Linked DNA regions of Homo sapiens: region 1 is linked to region 2. Evidence: chromatin contacts called from ENCODE Hi-C or POLR2A ChIA-PET data. All regions are on one chromosome and are shown on one strand. Each heading gives the region's core, a stretch centred on a gene start or an enhancer-like site at or near the end of the contact. The rest is flanking DNA. Distances are from core to core; before and after follow the strand shown.

Region 1 (3,334 bases), core at 530-3,029, 210 kb before region 2:
ACACGAAACTTTAACATAAAGCCACTTCGTTTAGAATATAGTGGTATGATGCGTTTTAGTACTTACAAATATAATGGCAAAAAATAATGTACAAATAATCTTCCGAACTGCATGGAAGTAAAAATGAGATCTCGTTGCTGATTCCATTTTGAAAGTGTGTTCTGCAATTTCATAAATCAGTTCTTTTTAGTAGTTTTCTATTTAATTCTAATTAGGTCTTTTTAAGTAGTTTTATATTTCATTTAGACTGATGAGTAACCACAAAGTCAAAGATCTATAAGAATGAATGAAACCTACATATATTATAATCTTTCCAAATATAATTTTCATAGCTCAAGAACAGAGTGAAAATAGGTGCCATAACCAAATGAATCAGACTCTCCAAAATAACATATGGAGTTTTAAACACGAAATCTTGTATAATGTTGTTAAATTTTTGAAAAGTAAAATTATTTGGAATTCATGGACCAAAAACGTATATTTCTTGGCAAAAAGACACTTGTCTAGATGTATTAGGGTGTCATTGTTCTCTTCCCACACCCCACTCCCAGTTTGTAAAAGGAAAATCAAGACACAGAAACTGAATTAGCCCTTGCAAGATTAATAGACACACCACTTTAAAGATAACTTATACAAACCTTTTAAAGAACTTTATAAACAATTAGAGATAGACAATGGAGGAAACGTGGTGAAACAGCACACCATTTTGCAAGACTTCAGCATAAAAGAATCACACTTATTTGATATTAGTTTGGTGGGGTTTTTTTCATTCAATTTTTAATGGCCTTTCTCAATATCTCAGTTCATTCAAAGGTTCTGATTTTCTTTCTTTTCCTCCGTGTAGTCTTTCCCAGGGCACCCGGTTGAAGCCCAAGGCTAACTGGGACCCTCCTACTTCAGCACCAAGGACAGAAATCGCTAAATCTCCAGGGGAAACGTACCCCTAACCACCGCCAGATGTCTACTTTTCAGACAAAGCAAGAAAAAGAAAATATACCTGCCTTGCCAGCCATCTGTTTAAAAGTCCCCTCTCCTGTGGAACGCACGAGCAACTTTTCGGAGACACTGAACAACTCCAAGTCGCGCGCCGCCCTCGCAAATCGCAGAGAGGGCCGCGAGAAGGTGCGAACGCAGGTCACGGCCAGCGCCGCTTGGAGAGAGACCCGCAGGTTTCAGCCCAGGCGCGCCCGGCGAAAGCCAACGCGCTCTCCCTACAAAGCGTCGATGACTTCAGGGATTTAAAAGAAAAAATACCCACAGACAGAACCAGCGGAGGGGCCCTGACCTCGCCCCAGTCGGGAAACGCCTTCCCTCCGCCACAGGCAGCGCTGAATGAAGCAGAGGAGGGCGGCGGAGAGGGCCCCGGAAGAAGGGAAGGGGGCATTCTGCAGTGTTTGGGGGCTGGGGAAAGAACATTTTCTCACCACTTGGGCTGTCGCTGGACCTCAGGCTCCTTCCACAGAGACACTGCAGCATATGCACTCCTTTCTTCAGAGAAAGCTCAAGAATCTTCATGGAGAAGCGCGTGTGTGGGGTTGGTCAACTCCCCGCCCACCTGCGCTAGTAGTCCAACCAACAGGCGGCCTGTCTTCGGAAGCCGGGTCCCGAGTCCATCGCGCGCGCCCAGGTGGAGGGGAGTTTGCACATGGAGCCGGAGGGAGCCCGGGCGCCGGCAGGGGGCGGGCCGGGACGCGGAAGTGCCGGTCCGCCGGGGGCAGCCCTCCGAGAGCCCGAGGCGCTGCCACCCCTCGGTGGGCTCGAGCACGGCCCCTTGAGACCTTCCGGAGGCGGTGGCTGGTCTGAGGACGACGCGGAGGACGTCACTGCGGGTCGGTGCTTCCTTACAGGTGCCTTCTGGACCGGGGTCCTTGGCACCTCCCCTGCTCCTGCCCTCGGTGCCGGACCCTGTGCCCTGGGAGCCCGACTACCTCGGTGTCCCAGCCGTCCCGGGCTTGAGGCGCTGAGAGGGCTGCGCGGCTTCCAGCCCGGAAGGCAGCGGTCCCGCGGGCTGCGCGCGGCCAAGGGCGACTCCGGTGTGGGAATCCGGCGGAAGGGAAGCACCCGCAGGGAGGGCTGGACCCCGGAGGCTGCAGAGCGTCAGAAGCGACTCTAGGGAACTAGGGGGTGGGGTAGGGAGGCGGGGACGTGGAATAAAGAAAGCTCCTGGGTGCCGGCTATGAGAAGTCAGGTGTGCGTAGGCGTGGACAGAGTGCCGATGTGGGAGTCTGGACACCTGGATTTTCTGGTCGGGGCTCTGTGTCCTTGGGTAAGTCACTTACCACCCTGGGCGTCTCCCCGTCAATCTGGGTGGGGAAGAGGGTGTGAGATAGAGGATTGGCAGCGGCGTGCTTGTTTGTCCCCGTGCCTTTCAGGCTCCTAGAAAAGCTTAGCATAGGTGCAGTGGGAAGTGGAGCTAGAAGGGACAGAGGGAGAGGAGGCAGGTGAGGCGAGAAATCTGAAGACAAAAGAGCGCTTCGCTTTGGCGCCAGTATTCTGGCAGGCTTTGCCTCTGCCAGCCCGCCCCGATGACCAAACAGCTTCTCCATGAGTTTAAAGATCTCGATTTTTTTTTCCCAGCAGCCCCCTTGACTCTTTTTTTTTTTCTTTTCCTGATGCCAACAATGCCCTTTTGGAAGTGCAATGAGTAAGCATGGGAAGAATGCTGTCGAAGTGACAGGACGTAACCCTATGTGGAATCTCAGGGCAAGAGGGGACTTTAGGGGACACTTAGCAATACAAGTGATTAAGAGCACAGACACTAGAGACAAGCAGCGTTAAGTTCAAATTCCTACTAGGTGTGTGACCTTGAACAAATTACTTAACCGCTCTGTCCCTCAATTTTCTCATCTTTAAAAGAAAGTTAAAGATAGCATCTGTCTCACACACCCCCTGAGAGTTAAGAAAACACTTGTTTTAAAGTAAGTGCTAAAATAGTGTTTGCAATTATTATTATTTAGACCCCACCTGTAGGGTTGTGAATCATTTTCACTTTCCGATGAATGCCAGTGTTCATACCAGTGAATTTCTGCTTGAATAATCCAGGTGACAGTGAACTCAGCAGCTCCCTAGGTAATTCATTGCACGAAAACTGTTAGGTTTTCCCTGAGGTTGAGCCAACAACTGACCTCACCTTTGTTCCATCCATTGTCTCAAGGCTGCCTAGCACTAACTGGTTAGCTCTTCCCTGCAAGGGAGTAAAAATGGTTTGCATCACACCTGTTCTCTTTCTCTTATATAGGCTAAACATTCGCGGTTCCACTGGCTCCCTAACACTTGAAATGATGTTTGAAGTTGCCTGGAAGAAGTCTCTTCCTTTTTTCTCTCAGAGGTGATG
Region 2 (3,426 bases), core at 738-3,237:
GCATGTTTTATGGGCAACGAAGGAAAATAAAAGATTACTGCCGAGAGATATAGCCTCTTTTTATGATTGAACAGGAATTAGTATACACATTGGAGGCAAAACTGTTACCAAGAACCTTTGTCAAATAACTAAATTTAGTGACCAAATACCAGGTGTCATCTAAGCAAGAAAAACTGTTTCATAGTAAAATGATATTCTTTTTCTGTTGTTAACCTTATGTCCCAGAAATACTTAGTCAGCTAGAATATTACAAACCTTTATATGTTAAGGACTGCCTTTTTATTTTAAAATGGAGTATAATAGAGTTAATAATATATGCCTCAAATATACTTATAGACATGGATTCTCTCATATGTGTACATCATTGTCAGACGTGGAGATGCCCATCAATGTATCATAAGAATAATCTGCCTGAACTGAAAATTGCCTGCTAGTCTTAATCCATGTTGATTCAGCTCTTTTTATACTATAAATGCTTGCCTAGGTTCAAATACTTTAAATCTACCAATTAAATACTTAAAACACTTTATTGAACATAGAACTGCTATCATTCAACACTCCAGTTTCATTAATCAGCCCAGAAATAGGTAACTCACCACCATTCCCTGATCCTAAGTACATTACCACAGTGACTGACATTCCTGGTTTAAAAATAAAATCTTGTTTCAAATATAGCTTCCCGAGTTCTGGGTAATGAATATAGTTTCATAAAAGTTGACATCATTTCTTCTGATTTCGCCAGAATTAAATACATCCAGTATGCCTCCTGGATATCTGACCACCATATCACTCAAGGCTCTCACAACCTGGTGGGCGTTTTAAGGAGAAGGAGAAACAGACCTGCATAGATGGGGTTAAATCCAAAAGATATCTAATCTTGTGGTTAGAATAGTCGTTGTGTTTATGTGTGTTCAATATGCCATTCAGAAGTTGATTTTTACAGTTCATTTATCAGTTGGCATGCATACATTATGCAGATTTGCTTATGAGGAGAACATTAATATGTACATGTCCAGAACTAGTAAATGCATTATGCTTGGAAGCCAAGCAGTACTCCCATACACTGTTCTTCTTAGAGGTCAGTTCTAACGCATGCTGTTCCAAATAGACCCAATTTCTCTGCTGATATATATTCAAAATGCAGTAGGATGTGGTCATACACACCCAGAAATACCATCTTCATGAGGTGGGGGTGGTGAAATTCAAACATTTTTTTTTTAGCAATGCATTATTGGATATCAGGTACAAACGTGCCTGTCAGCAATTCTAAAGCAAATGAAATAGATTTATTTGAGTCCATCCATTATACAGAAAAGATATTGCTTTACTAACACATACCTCCTCCTCCTCCTCCATTTTGGGGGGACTCTCCCCACCTCCCCCCAAAAAACTCATCACAGTTCACTACGCAACTGATGGAGTATTAAACACTGTCTTCCAAGCTGTGGGAGTTAAAAAGAAGTCGCCTTCCTGCCACACTTCCCCAGTGCTGCAATGGACATAGCATCTCCTCCTCTATCGACCTAGTATGATGCTCGCTCCCCAAGCACTGCAGTCCCCTCGCCGAGGATTGCCTTGGCCACACGCACATGCAGCGGGAAGTCCCCCGATAGGGACAACCACATACCTTTGCTCTCCATTTCGGTCCCTTTCGAGTGCTGGGAAGTTCAATGGAAGTTGGCCGGAAGATGTGGGCCCGCTTCAGATTCCCAAATCTGGGAAGCCAATCTGATGATTTCGCCCGTACTTCCTTCCTTCCCCTCAGGCTTCCTGAAAGATGGGATTTCTTAAACCTTGAAGCTGCAATCAGCCACCAAAGGACACTTAGGAGCAGCAGCAGATTGCCTCTACAGGGGATACGTTGCGACGCGCATCTGATACTGAAATGCATGCACAGTGCCCGCTCAGATTTTTTTTTTTTTTTTTTTACCTGGGTCTGGAAGCTGCAGGCAGGAGCTGTCCTCCGAGCGTGGTGCTGCAGGTGTAGTGACAGATCATCCCACTTTGCTCTCTGGATGCACAGCAGATTTGCATGGGCGCTGGCACGCATGCGCAGGGCGTCCCCCCTCCCCTTTTCACCGCCTCCCGCTCCCCCGCCCCCTTCGCCTCCCTCCCCAATACGGTCCTCAGTTATCCCAGCTGAGGAGCTGTAGCATTCGGTCACAGGGAAGCGCTGCTAAAAATAAACGCCGGACCGGATTTTCCTCTGCAAACTAGAAAATGGATTGGACTAGTACTGCGTGCATCAGGACGAATTACTGAAGTCTTAGAGGAGGCTAGTGTCTCCAGGCAGGGTATGGTTTTATTCAGAAGGCAGGGAGGAGAGATTTACGAATCGTTTTTAATGTTCACAATTTGGGTTTCTCTTTCTACTTGCTGCAGTAACTTTCCAGCTGTCTGCTTCCCTCTCCTCTCCCCACTGACTTCACATTGCTTGTTATATTCCTGTATGTGTTTTGTTTTGTTTTTCGAGAGTGGGGTGAGAGTAGTTATGGAGCTGTCAAAGGTTAATATTCTCTCGCTTCTTTGTTACTCAAACTCAGTGTTTTCCTGCCTGCCTCCACCTCAAAACTGTTCCATGAGCAGGCTCCAAGGCTTCTAAAGTTCTTCAAAAAAGCCACTGAGGATATTTTGAGGTGCTCTTTTTAGCTTTTTTCCAACAACCTGCAAGAAGTCCCCAAAGGTGGGGAGGCGTCTTATTGATAATAAGTACTTCCAAAAGCAATACCTAATCATTTTTGTGAAGTTGCAGGGATAGAGTATTTTTCTTGTACAGAGCTCTAGAGGAAGATGCAAAACCACAAATCTCTTGAAGTGCTACTTTCATATCAAAATATTTCTAAAGCCCACACTGTATTTCGTTTATATGCAAAATGTTTAACAGGAAAAATTGTGTTGTATTTACTACCTTTTTTTTTCAATAGTCCAGATTTTCCTGAGGTGATCATCTCTCCTTGAGAATAATAATCTTATTCTCCAGAAGTCCAGAAAACTCTGTTATCTGAAATGGTTAAGGAAGGAGATGTGCAGATTAGTCACATACTCTACTTCATGAAAGATCCTTCCACAGTAGGCTTCTAGTCCCAATTTTCAAAACATTGAAATATAATAAAATGTACTCCCAACAAGAAACCTGGAGTTGTATCTAATTTAATCTTTTTCTGGTGATTCAGAGGGCATCCTTTGATTTTTCCAATGCCTGAGGGCCATGATTACAAATATTAACCACGGATGGTTCAGCCAGACATGGACATTATTAGTGGAGGACTCCCACTAATGAACTGCTGTGGGTCAGCAACGCCTGGATCCATTCAGCATTTAGGAGTATCGGATTGCAGAGGCCACAACCTAGGGCCTACTAATTTTTAGGTTCTCCAACTGTATGCCAAAGTACGTGTTTGGAAGAATCATAAAATTCAGGATTTC

What was found. Hi-C counts contacts between places; a loop is a spot of excess contacts on that map. ChIA-PET counts read pairs that join two places held with the same protein, here RNA polymerase II (POLR2A). Pooled maps may share reads with other maps.
Region 1: a loop to region 2 is called in a map of endothelial cell of umbilical vein, with 14 times the contacts of the local background. The contact joins the promoter of FGF12-AS2 here to the promoter of FGF12 in region 2. A Hi-C loop is called at or near these places in 1 of 168 maps with a recorded cell type or tissue (endothelial cell of umbilical vein) and 2 of 50 pooled maps. POLR2A ChIA-PET finds 5 or more read pairs at or near these places in 2 of 52 experiments (H1 and Panc1).

Annotation. Positions count from the first base shown.
Region 1 is chr3:192,513,243-192,516,576 of GRCh38, forward strand. It overlaps FGF12-AS2 (FGF12 antisense RNA 2), which reads left to right and starts at 1,780. Exons shown (of 2, transcript NR_046598.1): 1 at 1,780-2,266; 2 at 3,239-3,331. All of the region lies in intron 2 of FGF12 (fibroblast growth factor 12), which reads right to left. RefSeq lists a silencer at 758-1,052 and an enhancer at 2,143-3,334.
Region 2 is chr3:192,725,554-192,728,979 of GRCh38, forward strand. FGF12 (fibroblast growth factor 12) reads right to left here and starts at 1,988. Exons shown (of 6, transcript NM_004113.6): 1 at 1,931-1,988; 2 at 1,628-1,770. The coding sequence starts at 1,640. It overlaps LOC107986056 (a long non-coding RNA gene), which reads right to left. Exons shown (of 3, transcript XR_001740579.2): 3 at 2,170-3,001.